Regions from separate parts of the Homo sapiens genome. Here regions 2 and 3 are each linked to region 1. Evidence: read pairs that join two places in POLR2A ChIA-PET (ENCODE). Cell type or tissue: K562. All regions are shown on one strand. Links, peaks and the distances in the headings refer to the core of each region. The heading gives the core; the rest is flanking DNA.

Evidence for each region. ChIA-PET counts read pairs that join two places held together with the same protein. Peaks named below come from ENCODE experiments on the same cell type or tissue, not always from the same donor. Only the 100,000 strongest peaks of a DNase experiment are listed, where the experiment ranks them.
Region 2: POLR2A ChIA-PET joins it to region 1 with 5 read pairs; 2 of 35 experiments call an interaction of 5 or more read pairs at or near these places.
Region 3: POLR2A ChIA-PET joins it to region 1 with 5 read pairs; 4 of 35 experiments call an interaction of 5 or more read pairs at or near these places.

What each region holds. Positions count from the first base shown.
Region 1 is chr16:16,080,054-16,087,722 of GRCh38, reverse strand. It overlaps ABCC1 (ATP binding cassette subfamily C member 1 (ABCC1 blood group)), which reads right to left. Exons shown (of 31, transcript NM_004996.4): 17 at 4,181-4,357; 18 at 732-899. Among named protein-coding and RNA genes, the nearest start is that of ABCC1, 130 kb to the right of the region's middle. In K562, for the core only: no CTCF peak of the experiment used is centred there; a DNase peak (open chromatin) is centred at 3,742.
Region 2 is chr16:16,171,407-16,179,075 of GRCh38, reverse strand. ABCC6 (ATP binding cassette subfamily C member 6) reads left to right here. Exons shown (of 31, transcript NM_001171.6): 18 at 111-278; 19 at 1,450-1,624; 20 at 3,090-3,165; 21 at 5,672-5,792. Among named protein-coding and RNA genes, the nearest start is that of ABCC6, 48 kb to the left of the region's middle. In K562, for the core only: no CTCF peak of the experiment used is centred there; a DNase peak (open chromatin) is centred at 4,833.
Region 3 is chr16:15,987,274-15,994,942 of GRCh38, reverse strand. The region is part of intron 1 of ABCC1 (ATP binding cassette subfamily C member 1 (ABCC1 blood group)); the gene reads right to left. Among named protein-coding and RNA genes, the nearest start is that of ABCC1, 41 kb to the right of the region's middle. RefSeq lists enhancers at 2,520-3,051, 3,052-3,583, 4,116-4,648, 5,408-6,071. In K562, for the core only: a CTCF peak has its summit at 3,776 (motif pointing right); DNase peaks (open chromatin) are centred at 3,812 and 6,422.

The sequences.
Region 1 (7,669 bases), core at 1,089-6,088:
TTGCAGGAGACCCAGGCGGGCAGATCACTTGAGGTCAGGAGTTCGAGACCAGCCTGACCAACATGGTGAAACCTCGATTCTACTAAAAATAAAAAAAATTAGCCAGGCGTGGTGGTGGGCACCTGTAATCCCAGCTACTTGGGAGGCCAAAGCAGGAGAAGTGCTTGAACCCGAGATGCGGAGGTTGCAGTGAGCTGAGATCATGCCACTGCACTCCAGCCTGGGCAACAGTAGCGAAACTCCACCTCAAAAAAATAAAATCAGGGGGAGAAAAAAAAGAGCCAGTGTGTACCCATTACCACAACTGCCCTATAAAAAGAACACAGGAACTATTTCCTATTATGTTAAGGTGTTGTGGCAATTTTCCGACCCCTCTACCCACAGACACCTCTGCAAGTAAGAAAATGCAGCCTGCTAGGTCACAGGCAATGTCTTGGAGTGGGATTCCCCGCTAAGAAGCCAGCCCTGTGACTTAATCAGGAAGAGAGGCCTCCCTTGGCCATGGAGAGGCAATGAATTTAACTCTGCGCGGAGGACTTACCCCTATAAAGACAAGTACAAGACGGCTGTCTTAGGAAGGCTTCCAAGACAAGCATGAGAAATGTGTTCTTTAAAGTCCAATTAAAAACAAAGAAAGCCAGAGAAAGTAAAGGACTCCTAAAGGGGACACGTTCTGACTTAACCAAAGGGCGAGACGGCCCAACACCAAGCCCCACCCCGCCAGCAGGCACCTTGTTCTTCAGCATCCCCTTGGGGCCAATCACATTTTCAAAGATGTGTTTTCCCACATGGGCATCCACTGCTGAGAGGGGATCATCGAAGAGGTAAATGTCAGCGTTGGAGTACACGGCCCGGGCCAGGCTCACGCGCTGCTTCTGGCCCCCAGACAGGTTCACGCCCTGGGGAGAGACACACACAGGAGTGGGTTTCCTGGGAAATCTTGAGACTCACAATACGTAGAAGCAGGCCGAGTGTGGTGTGATCCCAGAACTTTGGGAGGCCAAGGTGGAAGGACTGCTTGAGACCAGGGGTTTGAGACCAGCCTGAGCAATATAGGGAGACCCTGTCTCTACAAAAAAAGAAAAGAAAAGAAAAGAAAAAATTAGCCAAGCCTGCTGATGTGCGCCTGTAGTTCCAGCTATTCAGGAGGCTGAGTGGGAAGATGGCTTGAGCCCAGGAGTTCCAGGCTGCAACGAGCTATGGCTGGGCCACTGCACTCCAGCCTGGGCGACAGAATGAGACCCTGTCTCTTTAAACAAGAAAGAAAGAAAGGCATAGAGCCTGCTCAGGACACAGCAGGTCCTGGGTGAAGGCCCTGCAGAGCTGCACCCACCTCCTCTTCTTTAAGTTTGATGCTGAAGGCATGAGGTCACGCCTGCACAAACCTGGAGCCAGGCCCCAGCTCCACCACCACCAAGGATGGGATCACAGGCACAGGGTTTAGCCCCACCTGTCAACTGGGCAAAAGAGAAAACCTGAATCTCCCGTGAGGTGCTGAGCAGGGCACGTGGTGCACAGCAAGTGCTCAGCAAAGGATGGCTGACGGCACCAAATCATGTTGACCAGTGGGAAGGCCGTGATCCCTTAGTCTCATGGAAGGCGCTGGTGGACGTGGTCATATTATTGTTACTGCTGCTGTTGGTGACAGCTGCCATGTTTGCCAGCTTACTCTGGATCTGTCACTGTCTGGCAAAGCCACATATAGGTGAAGCAAGGCTCCGGCCTGGGGATGCTGAAATCCAGCCCACATCCCAGTCACCAGGAGGAAGGACAATGCATGGACCAGCAGCAGCGCCAGCTCCCACCATGACAGATAAGCCAACGTCGTTTCCCTATTTGGCTGGAAATCACAGGTTACTGCCCAGTCCCTCCTGAGATGCCTGCCCTGACTCCCATGCACTGAGGTGGGGTCCTGGCAGCCACGTGCCTTCTTTTTGTTTTTGGAGACAGAATCTCACTCTGTCGCCCAGGCTGGAGTGCAGTGGCACAATCTCAGCTCACTGTAATCTCCGCTTCCCAGGTTCAAGCAATCCTCTCACCTCAGCCCCCTAAGTGGCTGGGACCACAGGTGCACGGCACCATGCCTGGCAACTTTTTGTATTTTTAGTAGAGGTGGGTTTTCACCATGTTGCCCAGGCTGGTCTCGAACTCCTGACCTCAGACAATCCTCCCACCTTGGTCTCCCAAAGTGCTGGGATTATAGGCGTGAGCTACCGCGCCCAGCCAATAATTCGTTTTTTATTTCCAAGGAGCTGCAGGCTTATCTCAATTTTTAAACATCATTCACCACGTAAGAAAGCCGACAGAGCCCCTGGCTTGTAACTAAAAACAGAAATGGGCCAGTGCTTTGCACTCTTGGTCTTCCAAGAGGGGACACACCAGACGACCACCATGGGGTGCCAGAGCAAAGTGGCCAGGCAAGCAGCAGGGGAGGCACCCCAGGCCTTGAAGGCTCAGACCAAGGTGTGGAGGTGGGCAGGGGCTGGGGGTTGCTGTGAAGCAGCAGGAAAACCTGGGAGATGGAGCACAGCAGGAGGGAGGGTCTGCAGTGGTGAGAGGCAGAGAATGGCCCTTTTAGAGATGACAAAATGAGCAGGTAACAACATGGACACAGGAACCATGCTCTCTGCAGCTCTGTGGCTGTGTGGCCTCAGGTAAGTCACTTGGCCTCTCTGTGCCTCCTTTTTCCTCAATGATTACCTAGGTATAACAACAAATTCCACCCATGGGCTTGCTGTGGGGAAGAATTACGTGTAAAATGTTTAGCATAGTTCCCAACATACAGAAAATACTCAAGTTATAGGCCGGGCGAGGTGGTTAACATCTGTAATCCCAGCATTGTGAGAGGCAGAGGCGGGCAGATCACCTGAGGCCAGGAGTTCAAGATCAGCATGGCCAACACAGCGAAATCCCATCTCTACTAAAAATACAGAAATTAGCTGTGCGTGGTGGCAGGGGCCTGTAGTCCCAGCTATTCAAGAGGCTGAGGGAGGAGAATCACTTGAACTCAGGAGGCAGAGGTTGAACCAAGAGTGAGCCACTACACTCTAGCCTGGGCGACAGAGAGAGACTCCATTTCAAAAAAAAAAAAAGAACTTTGAGAGGCTGAGGCCAGCCGATCACTTGAGGTCAGGAGTTAGACACCAACCTGGCCAACATGGTGAAACCCTGCCTCGAATAAAAATACAAAAATTAGCTGTGCGTGGTGGCAGGGGCCTGTAGTCCCAGCTATTCAAGAGGCTGAGGGAGGAGAATCACTTGAACTCAGGAGGCAGAGGTTGCAATGAGCCAAGAGTGAGCCACTACACTCTAGCCTGGGCGACAGAGAGAGACTCCATTTCAAAAAAAAAAAAGAACTTTGAGAGGCTGAGGCCAGCGGATCACTTGAGGTCAGGAGTTAGACACCAACCTGGCCAACATGGTGAAACCCTGCCTCGACTAAAAATACAAAAATTAGCCGAGTGTGGTGATATGCACCTGTAATTCCAGCCCCTCAGGAAGCTGAGGCAGGAGAATCACCTGAACGCGGGAGGCAGAGGTTGCAGTGAGCTGAGATCGTGCCACTGCACTCCAGCCTGGGCAAGAGAGCAAGACTCCATCTCAAAAATAAATAAATAAATAAAAAGAAAGAAAGAAAAGAAAGAGAAAATGCTCAGTAAGTGTTAGCTATTGTGCTATTTTCAGTATTATGGCTATCTTGACAGGGACTGTGAACATATGAATCATCGACTCCCCTCCTCCCAACAGCATGCCCTCTGTCATGTGACTCTGCAGTCATGTGACCACAAAGGTAGAATGTACTTCCTTCTTGGTCCCTTGCCTTTGAGCTTGGCCAAGTGACTTGCTTTGTGAGTAGAAGGGACAGTGTACTTTAAGGGACATTGCATGCTTTCTGGGGGGCCTATCTTGGGCCTCTGCTGCCACCATGAGAAGAGCCCCCCTTTGGAAAGCTGTGGACCCCTCACCCCGGTCCCCAGCAAAAGCTCTGTAAGTGAGACCTGAGCCACACCCACAGCCTGGACCCAAGTTCAGCTGGCCTGCAGCGTGCAGCAGAGCCGCCCAGCTGAGCCCTGCCGGGTCAGCTGATAGCAGCAGACTCACAGCCCACTGAGATTGTGAGAGCATTTGTTACGCGGCAACAGCTGACTGATTCAGGGGCCAACATCCAACCTATACTGACCTTCTCGCCAATCTCTGTCCGATCCCCACTGGGCAGGATTTCCAGGTCTGGGAGGAGGGCACAGGCCTGTATCACGGACCTGTAATATGGTTCCTCCAGCTGACATCCAAAAAGGATGTTTTCTCGGAGAGAATCATTCTGAATCCAGGCCTGCTGTGGCACATAGGCCACGGAGCCCTAAGTTGCAAATGGAGAACGAGGTGAGACAGACACACAGACAGATCTGATCAACGAGACAACAGCTGGCCCACCCGCCTGCTAGGAGGGCCTCACTTCACAAGTCATTTTCATCACAACTATTGCTTTGGCAAGAGGGAAACTGACTCACAAAGGACAACAGATGCCAGGGCTGGGATCAGAACCCACAGCAGGTGAATCACTGACTCCAATATCAGGAGTCAAAGAGTTGATATCCTCGTTGATAAGATTACAGTTATTTACTTAGTAGCTAGCTATTAACTCAATGCCTACAGCGGTGATCAAAACCCCTGCTTCCAAAGAGTGGAAGTCCCTCAGGTGACGGAAAACTACTTGATTACAGTTACGGTGGACGCAAAGATAAAAAGATATATGACACTTTTTAAGAGTCTAACTTGACTAGGCGCAGTGGCTCATGCCTGTAATCCCAGCACTTTGGGAGGCCAAGGCAGGCAGACTGCTTGAGGTCAGGAGTTCAAAGCCAGCCTGGACAACATAGAGAAATCCCATCTCTAAAAAAAATAGAAAAATTAGCCAGGCATGGCGCTGTGCATCTGTAGTCCCAGCTACTTGGGAGGCTGAGGTGGGAGGATCACCTGAGCCCAGGAAATGGAGGTACCACGAGCTGAGATTGCACCGTGCCACTGCACTCCAGCCTGGACCACAGAGCAAGATCCTGTCTCAAAAAAATTAAAAGACTGACCTAGTTTGGGACATCCGGGAAGGATCTTTGAGGAAATATCCTTGCTAAAAATTGAAGCAAAGACTCCTATATCAAGCATCCATTTCAAAGGCTTATTTTTATTTCCATATGTCAGGTATCACAAACAGCATGAGAATAAAGGCTAGAGTAAGGATATTTGTTTTGTGTATTTTGCTAATGAAAATGCTGAGGTAGTTAATTCTCTATATATTTATTACGTTTGTAGAAACAAAATCTTGCCATGTTGCTAAGCCTGGTCTCAAACTCCTGGCCTCAAGCAATCCTCCTGCCTTGGCCTCCTGAAGTGCTGGGATTATAGGCATGAGCCATCATGCTCAGCTCAAACATATGTTTAGACAAGAACCAAAAAGTGAAGAATGAGTCAGTTTCATGAGGAGAAGAGGGAAGAGCATTCAAGTCCGAGGGAACAGCACATGCGAAGGCCTGGAAGTGAAAAGTACTTGGCACATTCAAGGAACAGAAAGGCCAGCGTGACAGGAACATCGATCAATCCTGTGAGGGAACGACTGGCAGAAAACACACCAGGGACAGCAAGGGGGCCTATACTTGGTGGGGAGCATGGGCTTTATCAGAGGGGCAAGGGGAGCCCCTGAAGATTTTTTTTTGAAACGAAGCCTTGCTGTCGCTCAGGCTGGAATACAGTGTCAAGATCTCAGCTCACTGCAGTCTCTGCCTCCGGGCTCAAGGGATTCTCCTTCCTCAGCCTCCTGAGTAGCTGGGACTAAAGGCACACACCACCAGGCCCACTAATTTTTGTATTTTCAGTAGAGACGGGGTTTCGCCATGCTGGTCAGGCTGGTCTCAAACTCCTGACCTCAGGTGATCAACCTGCCTCAGCCTCCCAAAGTGCTGGGATTACAGATGTGAGCCACCGCGCCCAGCCAGAAGATTCTTGAATAAGGGAATTCTAGAGAGGGCAAAGCTGACAGCAGGTCCCAGGTACCCTCATTCTTACTCTAAATTCTCAAATAATTAACCTGCTGACTTGAATATCCTAACTTTTAAAAAGCCAAAATGTCAACAGTGGTGCCTTACCATAGAACCCACAGAAATTTCAGACATAATATACACAAACCACACCAACTAAAACATTTGGGAAAAGATAAATATTTTATATACATTTCTAGCACTCCCCTTACCTAGGCCAAACAACCAATAATAAATAATCATCTGGCCTGAAATGCTAATAGTGCCAGGATAGCAGAAAGCTGGGGTTAAGGAAACAGAAAGCAATGTGGATCCCATCGGGATTTGGAATTTTCTTCCATTAATCTAGCTCTCATGGTTCATTCATCTTATTTTATGGCAGGAACTTGAAAGTAATGATAAAACATTTCTTAAAACAACAGCTAAAGGTCATTAATTTGGACCCAACCACAATGTATACTTTCTAAAGGCACTGTATAATCAAAGAAAGGGTTTTGCTCTGAAATAAAAACAATGTCATTAACTAGGCCAGGAGCGGTGGCTCACGCCTGTAATCCCAGCACTTTGGGAAGCCGAGATGGGGAGATCACCTGAGGTTAGGAGTTCTAGACTACCCAGGTCAACATGGTAAAATCCCGTCTTTACTGAAAATACAAAAATTAGCCGGGTGCAGTAATGGTGGGTGCCTATAATCCCAGCTACTCAAGAGGCTGAGACAGAAGAATCGGTTGAACCCAGGAGGCAGAGGTTGCAGTGAGTCAAGATCACACGACTGCACTCCAGCCTGGGCAACAAAAAAAACTCTGTCTCAAAACCCACAACAACAAACAACGTCATAAACTTGACATTCCCAAAGGCAGATTCCAAGAGACAAATGTGCAGTTGCACAGACACTAAAGAGGTGCGGACAAGTACACCTGGGACACATAAGGTTAAACAGTTAATAGATTTTTTCTCCTTGCAGGACTTGTCAGAGCCTTTAATTTGCTAATGTTTACTGTAAGTCTCCAAGAGGGAGGGGGCTGGAGTATGCATTATTTCCCACGCTTCTTTGAGCCTGGGGTTCTTTATCGCCCAAATGTCCTGCAAGATGAGCTGGCTGCAGACCACACTCCTGGAAATGCTGGTAGCAAAACTTCCAGGGACGTGTCGTTACACTAGGAAAAGGCCTTCATGGGGAGTGAACTAAATGCAAACAAAGGCTGTTGATTTCCAGTGGGGATTATTTGTAAAGGAGCCTCTTAAGCTCACTCCTGGGGAATTTCAACTTACTTCAAAGTACACTGTGTATTTAAAAGCAGTAAAACTGCAGTCTTCTTTTAGCTCCATATTAAGAATTCAACACTAAAAATTTAAACTGTTCCCTTTAAAAAATGTTCTAAGAAAATATTCCAACCACATAAACATTTTTGTTTTGTTACATTTATAAGAATAGATACTCAGAGATCCATAAAGATAAAGAACAATCCAAAAAGACCCAAACAGACCAAGAGACACTCAGTGACAGGCAGAGACGCAAGGGAAGGAGACACAGGCTGCGTACCAGGGAGTCTTCGTGTGTCTACTAAGTATTTCTTAAGTGGCCAAATGCGGTGGCTCACACCTGCAATCCCAGCACTTTGGGAGACAGAGGTGTGCAG
Region 2 (7,669 bases), core at 1,794-6,793, 91 kb before region 1:
AGCTGTACCTCACCCTGATGGGCAGGTGTGCCCTGACCTGCCACAGCCTGGGCACCCCAGTTTCACCCTGTAGATGCTGACTCAGGCCACTGTTCCTTTTGTGGCCACAGGGCATGAATCTCTCCGGAGGCCAGAAGCAGCGGCTGAGCCTGGCCCGGGCTGTATACAGAAAGGCAGCTGTGTACCTGCTGGATGACCCCCTGGCGGCCCTGGATGCCCACGTTGGCCAGCATGTCTTCAACCAGGTCATTGGGCCTGGTGGACTACTCCAGGGAACAGTAAGTTTGGGAACATGTGTCAGACAGTACAGGGCAAAGGCAGAGGAAGCACTTAGCATCCAGTCCTAACCCAAGTTTATCTCACCTCCCCCTTCCACTTGAGTCCAATTTCCTCTTTGTATTGGTCAGCTTTTGCTGTGACAATGCTATGTAACAAACAACCCCCAGATCCCAGCAGCTTACAACAGCAGGTGTTTCTTCCTTATGGATCTGTGATTTAACTACTACAGCTTTGCCTTGGATGATTGGCCAGGGTCAGATGTACTCCTTGTCTTCTTGTTTTGAGACACAGGCTAAGGGAGTCCCCTCTGTTTCTCTATTTGGATATGCTGTTTACAAGAAAGGCGGCAGGAGCACAAGAAGGGGAGCTGTCCCCACTCTGAGTCCAGGGACAATACCCCCACCCCAACCCCCAGCTCAGGAGGCTGGCCAAGCACATGTGTGTAACTTTTTTCTTTTTCTTTTTTTTTTGAGATGGAGTCTCGCTCTGTCTTTCAGTCTGGAGGGCAGTGGTGCGATCTCCGCTCACTGGAAGCTCCGGCTCCCGGGTTCACGCCATTCTCCTGCCTCAGCCTCCCGAGTAGCTGGGACTACAGGTGCCCGCCACCACGCCCAGCTAATTTTTTGTATTTTTAGTAGAGAAAGGGTTTCACCATGTTGGCCAGGCTGGTCTCGAACTCCTGACCTCAGGTGATCCATCTGCCTCGGCCTCCCAAAGTGCTGGGATTACAGGCATGAGCCACTGCGCTCGGCCGTACATTTTTTTTTTCTTTCTTTCTCTCTCTCTCTCTTTCCTTCCTTCCTTTGTTTCTTTTCTTTTCTTCTTTCTTTTCTTCTCTTTCTTTCTTTCCTTTCTTGACAGAGTCTTGCTCTGTCACCCAGGATGGAGTGCTGTGGTCCAATCTCGCCTCACTGCAAGCTCCACCTCCCAGGTTTAAGTGATTCTCTTGCCTTAGCCTCCAAAGTAGCTGAGACTACAGGTGTGCGCCACCTCACCTAGCTAATTTTTGTATTTTTAGTAGAGATGGGGCTTAGCCGTGTCAGCCAGGCTGGTCTCGAACTTCTGGCCTCAAGTGATCCACATGCTTTGGCTTCCCAAAGTGTTGGGATTACAGGCATGAGCCACTGCACCCGGCCACATGTGTGTAACTTCTACCCCTTCCCTGCCCAGACACGGATTCTCGTGACGCACGCACTCCACATCCTGCCCCAGGCTGATTGGATCATAGTGCTGGCAAATGGGGCCATCGCAGAGATGGGTTCCTACCAGGAGCTTCTGCAGAGGAAGGGGGCCCTCATGTGTCTTCTGGATCAAGCCAGACAGCCAGGAGATAGAGGAGAAGGAGGTACTAGGTGGGCTTTGCTGATTCTCCAGGCCTGGCTCCTGCCACCCTTGGGGGAAAAGGCTCGAAGGGTCCTACTGGCATGAATGGAGTGCTCTGGCCACACCCTGTCTGCAGGCCTAGGCCTGGAAGCAGACAGCTCTCTTAATAGGTCACCTTTCTCCAAGAATAGCCGATAACATCATCCATGAGCCAGGGGTTGTGCTAAGTGCTTCTGTAAAAAATACACTATTTCATTTGATTCTCACACATGCCCCAGAGGCATGTGAAGTTATTGCTGTCATTTTACAGATGAGCAAACTGAGGCAAAGAGAGTTAAATCACTTGCCCAAGGTCACAAGATTAGAACTTGAGTATGTCCAGCTCCAGAGTCTATGCTTGCAGTTGCTATGGAGACAGCCCAAGAAGGACTTTGATGCCTAGCAAGCTACACCATGCTAGCTAGGGTTTCTAATAATCCAGAAAAACAGTGTGCTGGATACATGGCAAGGTTCTGGAAGTAAAGTTGCCAAGCCAAGCTCACTCACAATGACTGAAAAGTAGCAACTAACAGCACATCACAGAGGTTAGCTCATTTAATCAACATAATGCCCCTGTGAGGCTGGTACTAGAATCATTTCCATTTCACAGATGAGGAAACTGAGGCCCAGAAGTTAAGGAACTAGTCCCAGGTTACATGGCTTGTAAGTGGCAGCACTGGGATTTGAACCCAAGCAACTTGATTCCAGAGAATGTGTTTTTTAATTGCTACCCTCTACACTATCCCTTCATGACAAAGCAAGGATTCACATCCAGGTCTCCCTCAATCTCAGGCTTTGCTTCTTCTGAGAACATCTGCTTAGCACTGGCCCAACCTGGTTAAAACCTTAAGTGTTGATTCACAATGTCACAGTCCTGAAGCTTGAAGATAGAACTTGCCTGTTTGTGTTGGTCAGCTTTTGCTGTGATGATGCTGTGTAACAAATAGCCCCCCAAATCCTAGCAGCTTACAGTAGCAGTTACTTGTTGCTTACAGGTCTGTGGTTAAACTACTACAGATTTGCTTTCAGTTACTGGCCACACCTGGGGGATAGTGGTGGGGAGGTGTCCTTCCTAGGGGAGATGGTACCTGAGGGTAGGTGAGAGTTAGCCAGAAAAAAGCATTCCAGACACAAGGAACTGCTTGAGCAAGGCTGTTGGGGGAAACAGAGGTAACTTGACTTTGTACAGTGTTAAATGCTGTTTTTCCAACCTCAAGTTCATAGTAGGTGCTCAGTTATCACTGATTGAAGAAATGAATGAGTGAGTGAATGCCTGAAGGATGTTCCTGGAAGAACTCAGAGTGGGGTGTTGAGAGAGGTTGCTGGAGACGTGGCAGGAGCCAGATCAGGGGAAATGGATGGTCAGAGCGGTTAAGGCCACATAGTCAGTGGGTGTCAAAGTGGGTATCTGGGCCGTGTTGCGTGACAGGACTCTCTTGACCTTGCAGAAACAGAACCTGGGACCAGCACCAAGGACCCCAGAGGCACCTCTGCAGGCAGGAGGCCCGAGCTTAGACGCGAGAGGTGAGTCCACCATGGTGCCACACTCAGAAGGGCACAGGCTGAAGCTGAAGTAGCTGAAGGGACCACCCGCATCTCGGGCAGTTAGGCGGGCAACCAAAACCATTATGGATAGAGAACCTGCTGAAGTCCCCCCCATGGTGCCCTGCTGAGGGATAATTTACCAAAATTGGTCCAGTTAGCCAAGATGATTAGGCCCCTATAAGGCCAGTTCATGGAATGAACAATATGCCTTCCAATTGATGGATGTCTTCAAGTGGGCCGAGGCCAGCTTGCTGGAGTTGTCTGAATGCTGCAGTAGGGCAGGACTGGTTCCTCCCCATAGCTGTAAACCACCATGCCAGGCCTGGCCACTTATGCTTTGACAGGCTGGCTATGCACAGGGCTTGGGTCTGTATGCACAGCATCACTTGACGCTGGCCAGAACACGTGGGCAAGGGGCCAGGAGGAGGCCTCCGGTCCCCTCTTTTCTCAGCTCCCTCCAGCCAGGACACAGCTGGGCTCACTGTGGAGCTGTCGGCAGCAGAAGGACCTGCTGCCTGATACTCTCCCCTCTTAATGAGAGGGGTCTTGGGAAGCAGAACAACAGGCCACTGATACCAGATGGCCTGAGCTTAAGTGCCTGCTATACAGGGGTGGTGGGCGGCAGCGATCTTGAGGGGCCTCAGTCCCCAGGGACCATTGGGGCTGACCCCCATCCCAGCTAGCCACCCTGAGGGCACTTCTCAATCACACACACACTGAGAAATCCCACCACCTTCACAGCGCACAAGAATCTGAAGTAAGATCAGATGGATAGGTAGTCATGTTAAAAGAAAACCAGTAGACACATTAAGGCTGGGCATGGTGGCTCACACCTGTAATCCCAGCACTTTGGGAAACTGAAGCGGGTGGATCACTAGCTAGAGGTCAGGAGTTCGAGACCAGCCTGGCCAACATGGTGAACCCGTCTCTACTAAAAATAAAAAATAAGTAAATTAAAAAAAAAAAGCCGGCGTGGTGGCATGTGCCTGTAGTCCCAGCTACTCGGGAGGCTGAGGCACGAGAATCACTTGAACCTCGGAGGCGGAGGTTGCAGTGAGCCGAGATTGTGCCAAATTAACCTCTAGCAAATTTAATGTGTCTGAGGTTTTTTGTTTTTTGCGGGGGGGGGTTTTGAGACAGAATCTTGCTCTGTCGCCCAGGCTGGAGTGCAATGGCACAATCTCGGCTCACTGCAATCCCCGTCTCCCAGGTTCAAGCGATTCTCATGCCTCAGTCTCTTGAGTAGCTGGGACTACAGGCACATGTGACCAGGCCCGGCTAATTTTTGTATTTTTAGTAGAGACAGGGTTTTGCCATGTTGTCCAGGATGGTCTCAAACTCCTGACTTCAGGTGTTCCACCTGCCTCAGCCTCCCAAAGTGCTGGGATTACACGCGTGAGCCACTGCACCTGGCTAACAGAGGTTAACTAAGCAAAGAATGATCCGCACATCGGGCAGTCCCTGAACCAGAATACGTCCAGAGAGGCTCTGGTACAGCCACGGGGTCAAAGATTAATAGACAGAAAAAGGAAGGTGAAGGACAGAAAACAGAAGTGAGGTACAGAAACAGCCGGATTGGTTACAGCTCAGCGTTTGCTTTATTGGAACATGGTTTGAACGGTTGGTTGCCTTTGATTGGCTGAAACTCAGTGATTGACACAGGAGTAGGTTGCAGTCTGTTTGAGTCCAATTAGGTTACAGTTCACTATGTACGGGGAAAACCTTTAGGCCAAACTTAAAATATGTAAGGAGGCAGCTTTGGGCTAACCTCAATTTAATAGAAGGTAGGTAGACATGTATATGTAGATATACAGGTATGTAGATGAATGGATAAATGGATGGATGGATAGATAGATAATATTCCTATTTTTACAGCTGAGGAAACTGAGGCACAGAGGTTAAGTCAGCCCACTCATCCACAGATAAAACATTCAAAGAGTCTTTAGCATCTGAATTGTGCATAATTTATATTCTGCCAGTTGGACTGACAAATCTGATGGTATACAGTAGGAACAAAACAATTGCACGAAAGCTTAAGCCAAAATAAAAATTCTGAGAACAGGCTGGGCATGGTGGCTCATGCCTGTAATCCCAGCACTTTGGGAGGCTGAGGCAGGTGGATTGCTTGAGCTCAGGAGTTTGAGACCAACCTGGGCAATGCAGCAAGACCCCATCTCAAAAAAAAAAAAAAAAGAAAATTCTGAGAACAGAGTTCCAATGGTGGGCAAGTTAAGTTCATCCTGTGAATTGGCATCAGAAGAATGGGCTTGCTTGACCCTGGGGTAATAGATGGCATTTAGCTGGGTACCATATGGGAAGAAGGGAAGTGTGATATCTGGTCAGTATTCTGTTAGATAAATGAATGAATGAAAGAGTACAGAGTGTACCCAGAGCTCAGTGGCTGTCAGTGGGCCTGAGGGTTAGGCACATACACCCCACCATTGGGAGAGATACTGACTTTGTCTTCATTTCCTCTAAATGACAGGTCCATCAAGTCAGTCCCTGAGAAGGACCGTACCACTTCAGAAGCCCAGACAGAGGTTCCTCTGGATGACCCTGACAGGGCAGGATGGCCAGCAGGAAAGGACAGCATCCAATACGGCAGGGTAACCACCAGCTTCACCCACCCCTCCCCACCCACTGCTGCCACCTCCAGGGGCCCAAGTCTTCCCACCAAATGTAGCACTTGGCAGTGATACTCACCTTTCTTGAGCACCTACTATGTGCCAGTAGCATTCTAGATGTTCATTTTCTTAATCCTCACAACCACCCTAAAAAATAGATATGATAGGTCTATTTCAGACATAAAGAAACTGAATTCTTTTAAAATTTATTTTATTTTGATTTTGAGAAAGTGGCTCGCTCACTCACCCAGGCTGGACCGCAGTGATGTAATCATAGCTCACTGCAGCCTCGACCTCCTGGGCTAAAGCAATCCTCCTACCTCAGTCTCTCAAGTAGCTGGGACTACAGGCGTGTGCCACCATGCCCAGCTAATGTTTGTATTTTCAGTAGAGATGGGTTTTGCCATGTTGCCCAGGTTGGTCTGGAACTCCTGGGCTCAAGTGATCCTCTGGCCTCTGCCTCCCAAAGTGCTGGGGTTACAGGTGTGAGCCACTGTGCCCAGCCAAGAAACTGAAGTCTTAAACAGTTAAGAGACTTGTTTGTGTTTTCATATCTAGCCTGGGACACAACCTGGGACTCAAATCTAGGCCAATCTGAGTCTGAAGCTTACACTGTTTCTCATCTTCTATACTGCTATGTATCTCCACCCACCTACTTACCCATTCCATCATCCACCTAGATGCTCATCCACCCACCCACCTATCCATCCCACCCACTCATTTATCCATCCCATCCATTCACCTACCCACTGATTTATCCATCCCACCCACCCATTTATCCATCCCACCCACTCATTTATCCATCCATCCCACCCCCTCATTTATCCATCCCACCCACTCATTTAGCCATCCCACCCACTCATTTAGCCATCCCACCCACTCATTTAGCCATCCCACCCACTCATTTAGCCATCCCACCCACCCATTTAGCCATCCCACCCACTCATACCCATTTATCCATCCCACTCACTCATTTATGCATCCCACCCACTCATTTATCCATCCCACCCACCCATTTATCCATCCCACCCACCCATTTATCCATCCCACTCACTCATTTATGCATCCCACCCACTCATTTATCCATCCCACCCACCCATTTATCCATCCCACTCACTCATTTATGCATCCCATCCATTCATTTATCCATCCCACCCACTCATTTAGCCATCCCACCCACTCATTTATCCATCCCACCCACTCATTTATCCATCCCACTCATTTATGCATCCCACCTACTCATTTATCCATCCCACCCTCCCATTTATCCATCCCATCCACTTATTTATCCATCCCACCCACCCAACCACTCATTTATCCATCCCACCCACCCATTTATCCACCCACCCACCCACCCATTCATTTATCCATCCATCCCACCTACTCATTTATCCATCCCTCCCACCAACTCATTTATCCATCCCACCCACTCATTTATCCATCCATCCCACCCACTCATTTATCTGTCCATCCCATCCACTCATTTATCCATCTATCCCACCCACTCATTTATCTGTCCAACCCATCCACTCACCCACCTACTCATTTATCCATCCCATTCGCTTACCCATCCATCTATCCCACCTAACAATACATCCAACCATTCCCTCACCTATGCATCTGTCTGTTCAGCTGTTCATCCATTCATTGATCTTTCCATCCATTCATCCACTCATTCACACACCTACCTACCTACCCACCCGCTCATTTATTCACCCACCTACCCTCTCATCCATCCAGCAAACATGTACACAATACCCACTATGTGCCAGGCTAAGTCTGGTAGAGATTAGACACTAGTGAGGATAGACGGAGAGTAAATAATTATGCTAATAAGTAAGCTATGTCCAATAACAATA
Region 3 (7,669 bases), core at 1,794-6,793, 93 kb after region 1:
GCCAGGCTGTTGTCACATTTCTGACCTCATGATCTGCCCTAATCCCAGCTACTAGGGAGGCTGAGGCAGGAGAATTGCTTGAACCCAGGAGGCGGAGGTTGCAGTGAGTCAAAATCACACCACTGCACTCCAGCCTGGGCAACAGAGCAAGACTTCATATTGCAAAAAAAAGAAAAGAAAAAAAGAAAGAAAAAAAGCTAATTAATCTGCAGGGGGTAGGCCTGAAACCAGGGAGAGGAAGGCAACTACTATTTTTTGTTGTATTATCTTTCGTACTGTTTGAATTTTCTCCTCTGCATGATTTCTAAAATAATAATAAGAAAGCTAGTTCGCACTTCAAATAAATAAATAGCAGCAGGAATTGAAGGGTAGGACATTTCTAAATGCTGAGTTGGAAACAAAGAGAAAGCATGTATTTATTGGGTGCCAATAATAACAGCCAGAGTGATCACGCCAGGCACAGTGATTAAGTGCTTCCCAAGCACAGTCCATTTAAGCTTTCCAACAGCCCTACAAAGTCAGGACTATTAAAACTCTCCCCTTTCCTGGCAAGGGCTCTGAGGTCCAGAGAGTTTATGTAAATTGCTTGGGCTCGTCAACCTAGAAGAAACAGGGCCAGGATTTGAACCCACTGAGAGTCTGACACTGAGATCCACCACCTCTAAACCACGTGCTTGAACTCTAAGGCCTTTTGGTTTGTTTGGTCAGCTGGTTTTGTTTTTTGAGACAGGGTCTCACTCTGTTGCCCAGGCTTGAGTACACTGGCACCATCACAGCTCACTGCAGCCTCGATCTCCTGGGCTCCAGCAATCCTCCTGCCTCAGCCTCCCAAGTAGCTGGGACTACCTGGCACGCATCACCATGCCTGGCTAATTTTTGTATCTTTTGTAGATTCAGGGTTTTACCATGTTGCCCAGGCTGGTCTTGAACTCAGTCTGCCCGCCTCGGCCTCCCAGAGTGCCGGGATTAGAGGTGTGAGCCACCATGCCCAGCCAGAATTCTAAGGTGTTTGCAAGGTACATGGCAGACAGATGGAGCCTGAGGTCGCTTGGAGGCAAGATCTCCAGGGCCGGAGATCAAGTGAATGGCCTCAGGCCTCACAGATTCCAAATTCATCTCCCTAGAGCAGAGAAGCAAGATTTTGACTCAGACATGGAAACATTCTACAACTCTTCCCACCCACCCACCCCCGCATGTGAGCAGTGCAGGGTAGTGGTTAACAAAACAAGGTTCCAGGTCTAGGTTCCCGTCTCCACCACTTACAGATGTGTGCCCTCAAGCAGGGCTTCTTCAACCTCAGAACCGCTGGTATTTGAGCCCAAATAATTCTTGGTTGTCGGGGGCCATCCTGTGCATTGTAAGATACTGAGTGGCGTCGCTGGCCTCTGCCACTAGATGATAGTAGCACTCCCCACCTCCTCAAGTTATGACAATCAAAACTGTCTCTAGACATTGCCAAATATCTCCAGAGAGGCAAAAATCATCCCTGCTGCCCTAAAGCAAGTCAGTTCACCTCACCAGGCCTTGATTTCTTCATCTGTGAAATGGGACTAATTCTAGAACCCACCTATTACAGAGTTTAGAGAGTTATCAGGAGGGTTCAATCAGGTGACCCAAGTGCCAGGTTGCAGGAGCTGGTGTTCCCGGCAGCCAAGAGACGGATTAACACAGATAAGTGCAGGGTTCCTGTCATGCATTCATTCATTCAATCTATCATTCGATGACTGTTTATTGAGCACCTACTATATGCCTAGACCTGGGCTAGTCACAGGCATGGGGGAAAATCAGAAACGATATCTCTGTCCTCTTAAGACTCATAGTCCATCAAAGATGAAAGCTCACAGATAAGAACATAATGACAAAGAGCAGTACCTGCTGTGAAGGAAAGAGCAGGGGTGTCAGGACAGGAAGCACCAGAGTGGCGGTCTGGGCAGATGACATCCTAGCAGACTGGAAGGGTCAGGAAGAGCTGGCTGTGCAAAGATCTCGGGAAGCACATACCAGGCAGAAAGATGGCACAGGCAAAGGCCACAGTGGGGTGGGGTGGGGGGAGGATATGGCTGCACCAATGAGCTAGGACCCAAGATTGGGCGGGAGAAGTCACCAAAGGCCACCACATAGCCAATCTTGGAGGCATGGTACAGAGCATGGATTTTTTGTTCTAATTCTCACAGGAGGCCCTGGGAGTGCATTAAGCAGGGTCATGGCATCGCCTAATTCACATATTAAGACAGTGGTCCCTGGCCAGGCACAGTGGCTCACGCCTGTAATCCCAGCACTTTGGGAGGCCGAGGCGGGAGGATCACCCAAGGTTAGGAGTTTGAGAGCAGCCTGGCCAACATGGTAAAACCCCGTCTCTACTAAAAATACAAAAATTAGCCAGGCACGGTGCCATTGTGCCTATAATCCCAGCTACCCAGGAGGCTGAGGCAGGAGAATCGCTGGAACCTGGGAGGCAGAGGCTGCAGTGAGCCGAGATTGTGCCACTGCACTCCAGCCTGGGCAACAGAGCAAGAATCCATCTCAAAAGAAAAAAAGACAGCCATCCCCTTTTTGGCAGCAAGGATAGGTTTTGTGGAAGACGATTTTTCACAGACAGGGTAGGGGATGATTCGAGTGCATTACATTTATTGTGCACTTTATTTCTATGATTACATTGTCATATATAATGAAATAATTATACAACTCACCATTATGTAGAATCGGTGGGAGCCCTGAGTTTGTTTTCCTGCAACTAGATGGTCCCATCTCAGCTGTGATGGGAGACAGTGATAGATCATCAGGCATTGCATTCTCAAAAGAAGCACACAGCCTGGATCCCTCGCGCACACGGTTCACAGCAGGGTTCGCGCTCCTATGAGAATCTAATGCCACAGGTGATCTGACAGGAGGCAGAGCTCAGGCGGTGATGCAAAAGATGGGGAGCGGCTGTAAATACAGATGAAGTCTCACACGCTCGCCTGCCACTCACCTCCTGCTGTGTGGCCTGTGGCCTGGTTCCTAACAGGGCATGCATGAACTGGTGCCAGTCCGTGCTCTGGGGATTGGGGACCCCTGTATTAAGAGACCCTAGGAGAAGATCCTAGGGGAGATGGGAAAGGAGGCTGCAGCCATTGTCAAGGCAACGAAAGGGGTGACAGAGAAGCATGGTTCAAGGCCACTGCAGAGTCGGCGTGTATGGCCTTAGCACATTTACTCCTCCCCGTAACTCTAGGAGAAAGGTGAGGACCAGCAAGGTGAAGGAACAGCCCATAAGTGGGGATGCAAGGATGTCTGACTTAGATTCCATCCCGAGACAGGCACAGTGAGTACAGGTGCTGCTTTGTGACACCGCAGAGTCTACATTCACTGATCCACCTAATGAATGTTGATGGCCCTGCAGCTCCGCCCGCAGTGGGGGTCCTGCTTGGCGACACTGAGCTCTGTCCTGAAGCCCCCAGAAGAGCCGAGAGGTGCCATCCTTGCGGAACTTCACTCAACCCTGAGCTCGCTGGGGCTACTCTTCTTTTGCAGAACAAGCCCTGTACTTTTCATGTATATTGCAAGAATGAAAGGGGTCTGGAGTGGCGCTCTGTTTTGCCAACGGAAAATTAAGAAAAGGGAAAGAAGAGAAATAAGATTCACCCCACCACATACCCATAGCCCCCCGCACCCCACCACACACACACACAAAGCTTCCCTGCGATTTAGAGGCACAGGTGGCCCTAGACCCTGAGACACCCAAATTCCACTCCCTTGAGCTGGACGCTAAACGCCAGGAGGCACTAGCACTGCTGAACTAGAGACGACAGCAGTGATCTCCTAATCTCAGCCACACATGGGCCCTGAAGAGATATCTGCACTCCCGTGTTCACTGGAGCGTCACTCACAGCAACCAAGATGGAGACAACTAAATGTCTATCCGTGGTCAAGTGGACAAAGAAAACATGATCTATACATGCCATGGACTATCGCTCAGCCTTAAAAAGGAAAGAAATCCTGGCCGGGCGCAGTCGCTCACACCTGTAATCCCACCGCTTTGGGAGGTCAAGGCAGGCGGATCACAAGGTCAGGAGGTCGAGACCAACCTGGCTAACACGGTGAAACCCCATCTCTACTAAAAATGCAAAAAAAAAAAAAAAAAAAATTAGCCGGGCGTGGCGGCAGGCACCTGTGGTTCCAGCTACTCGGGAGGCTGAGGCAGGAGGATGGCGTGAACCCAGGAGGCGGAGCTTGCAGTGAGCCGAGATCGTGCCACTGCACTCCAGCCTGGGAGACAGAGCAAGACTCTGTCTAAAAAAAAAAGGAAAGAAATCCTGCCATTTGCAACAACATGGATGCGCCTGGAGAACATTATGCTAAATGAAATAAGCCAGGCACAGGAAGACGAACACTGCAAGATCTCACTCACATGTGACATCTAAAAAAGACAAACTCATAGAAGCAGAGAACAGAATGGTAGTTGCAAGGAGCTGGTGGTGGGGGAAACAGGGAGGTGTTGGTCAAAGCGTATAAAGTTTTGGTCATACAAGATGAGTCAGTCAGTCCTACGGTCTACTGTACAGAATAGTGTCTATAGCTCACAATACTATATTGTATACTTAAAAATTTGCTGATGGCCGGGTGTGATGGCTCATGCCTGTAATCCCAGCACTTTGGGAGGCCGAGGAGGGTGGATCACTTGAAGTCAGGAGTTCAAGACCAGCCTGGCCACTATGGTGAAACCCTGTCTCTACTAAAAATTAGCTGGGTGTGGTGGCAGACGCCTGTAATCCCAGCTGCTTGGGAGGCTGAGGCAGGAGAATCACTTGAACCTGAAAGACAGAGACTGCAGTGAGCTGAGATCGCACCACTGTACTCCAGCCTGGGTGACAGAGCCAGGCTCTGTCTCAAAAACAAAACAAAAAAAAATTGCTGAATGGTGCCAGGCACAGTGGCTCACACCTGTAATCCCACCTACTTGGGAGGCTGAGGTGGTAAGATCGCTTGAGCCCAGGAGTGGGAAGCTGCAGTGAGACGTGATTATGCTAATGAACTCCAGCCTGGGTGACAGAGTGAGACCAAGTCTCAAAGAAAAAGAAATAAAAATAAAACCAGAGCCCTGTCTAAGCACGGACTGCATACCAGGCACTGCGTTCAGGTTTCATGTACATCGCTCCATTTTATCACCCTAGCAGTCTATGAGGAAGGTACTGTAATGATTCCCACTTTTACAGAGAGGAACACAGAGACAAACAGGTGAGAAGATGGCCCGCGAGTCACAGGGGCAGGACCGTCCTGGATTCAAACCCTAGCAACTCTTCTGCACAACCAACCAAGGAACAGACGGGGCTTGGAGGGACGAAAGGCAAGACGACAGGGTGCTCCTAAATGCCACACTCAGAAACAACGCTGCAGAGGGGTAGCTCAGAAGCCAAGGGAAGCTGAGAAAAGGAGTGCAAGAGGCCCGTGGTTAGGTCAGGGCACCCGCTGGGCTTCTGAACATTAATCCTGTTTAGAGAGACAGCATGTGGCCTTCATTTCCCCACCGCACTCCTGAAAACATCTGGAGAAAGGCTAAAGTCTCCCAGCCCCGACACAGCAGGAGGCAAGCACGGCTGGCAGGGCCATGAGGTGAGAGGAAGGCGGCTGAAGCCAGCATCGCGTGGGCAGTGACGCGCCCTGGCATGCTGTTGGCTGGGCTGCACCCCACCCTGCCCCCTAACTCAGCAGAGCTAAGAATAAAGCCCAGTAACATCACAGGGGCAATTTCCAGACTTATCCCCATCACCCAGGAAGGCAGGGGCACGGCCATCCTTGCTCTATCCAGGCGGGTACCACAAATCCTCACGTCCAAGACACAGAACTGAACACAGTTACATGCAAAACTAATTTTTTTTTTTTTTTTTTTTTTTTGAGACAGAGTCTTGCTCTGTCTCCTCGGCTGGAGTGTAATGTCATGATTATAGCTCATTACAGCTTTGAACTCCCAGGCTCAAGTGATCCTCCCACCTCAGCCTCTCAAGTAGCTGGGACTAGAGGTGCACACCACCAAGCCTGGTTAATTTTTGTATTTCTTTCCAGAGATGGGGCCTTGCTATGTTGCCCTGTCTGGCCTCAAACTCCTGGGGCTCAAATGATCCTCCCACCCAGGGCTCCCAAAGTGCTGGATGAGCCACTGTGCCCAGTCCTAAGAATCCTGTCTTAACAGGGCTTCAGTGTTGTTAAGCACTAAAAAGAAAGCAGAGGTCAGGCTGCCCATCAGTGCCCAAATGTCAGCAGCAAGCATCTTGTTCCAACCTGCTTTCACCCCAACTCTCCCAAGCACCATGAGGCCTCTCGTGGAAGGCCCGTCCTATGAAGCTGACACTCACCCTCGTTTTCTCCATCCAACCCTGGCTATCTTTGCAAGGTTGCTCCCCAGCCACTTCCTCTCCTCTTATCAGACTCTCATGTTTCACCAAATAAATCCCTTAGTCATGTTCCAGGGTCTTGTGAGGGGTCAGGCATGTGCTGGGCATAGGGATATGTCTGGGGACACTGCAGTAACAGGACAGACAGCATTCATCCATTTACAGAGCACGGTTCCTAGGGCTGAGGGCCCAGCAGTGAACAATAGGGACCAAGGGCCGGCCCTCCTGGAGCTGACAGCCTAAAGAGAAGAGACAGATGGTTTAGAAAGGAGAGGATATGAAGACATGTGTGATGAAAAGCACTCAGAGAAGAGGGCAAGCCTTGCTGAGGACGGGTATTTAAATACAGGATTGAGCCAGGCACAGTGGCTCACACCTATAATCCCAGCACTTTGGGAGGCCAAGACAAGTGGGTCACTTGAGGCCAGGAGTTCAAGACCAGCCTGGCCAACATAGCGTGGTAGTGCATGCCTGTAATCCCAGCTACTCAGGAGGCTGAGGCACGAGAATCCCTTGAACCTGGGTGGTGGAGGTTGCAGTGATCTGCGATCACACCACTGCACTCCAGCCTGGGTGACAGAGCGAGACTCCATCTCAATTAAAAATAAATAAACAAATACAGGATGGAAGGAAACAGAGGAGTAAACCAAATGGCCATCTGGAGGAAGGGCACACCAAGCAGAGAAAACAGCCAGTGCAAAGGTCCTGAAGTCAGACCAGGCCTGGCATTTCTGAGAAACCGCAGAGAGGCCAACAGGTCTGAAGAATAACAAGCAGTGAAGACAGCGAGGAAGGAAGAAGGCAGGGAGGAGACAGTCAGTGCGGGACGCACAGGCCACCGCAGGGATTCTGACTTTCACGCAGGGTGACCTGAGGAGCATGGAGTTGATGTGCCGTGATCTATGTTTCAACACCATGGTTCTCAAGTGGGGGCAAGTTTGTCACTCAGGGGACATGTGACAACATTTGGAAACATCCTGGGTTTTCACAACTTAGGAAGAGGGTAGTGCTATTGGCACTCTGTGGACAGAGGCCAGGGATACTGCTTAATGGCCACAATACATAGGACAGCCCCCACGACGGGAAATATCTGGCCCCAAATGTCAACAGTGCCAAAGCTAAGCAGCCCTGTTTGAACAGAATCCCTCCCTGACCAAGCTTCTAGTCCACATCCCCAACACACCCCTCGTCAGGCAGATGGGGCTTCAGCTCCTCACCCTGTAATACTAGGCCAGCAACTAAACCTCAGTTTCCGCATCTGTAAAATGGGAATACTAACATTATGCAAATAAGCACTT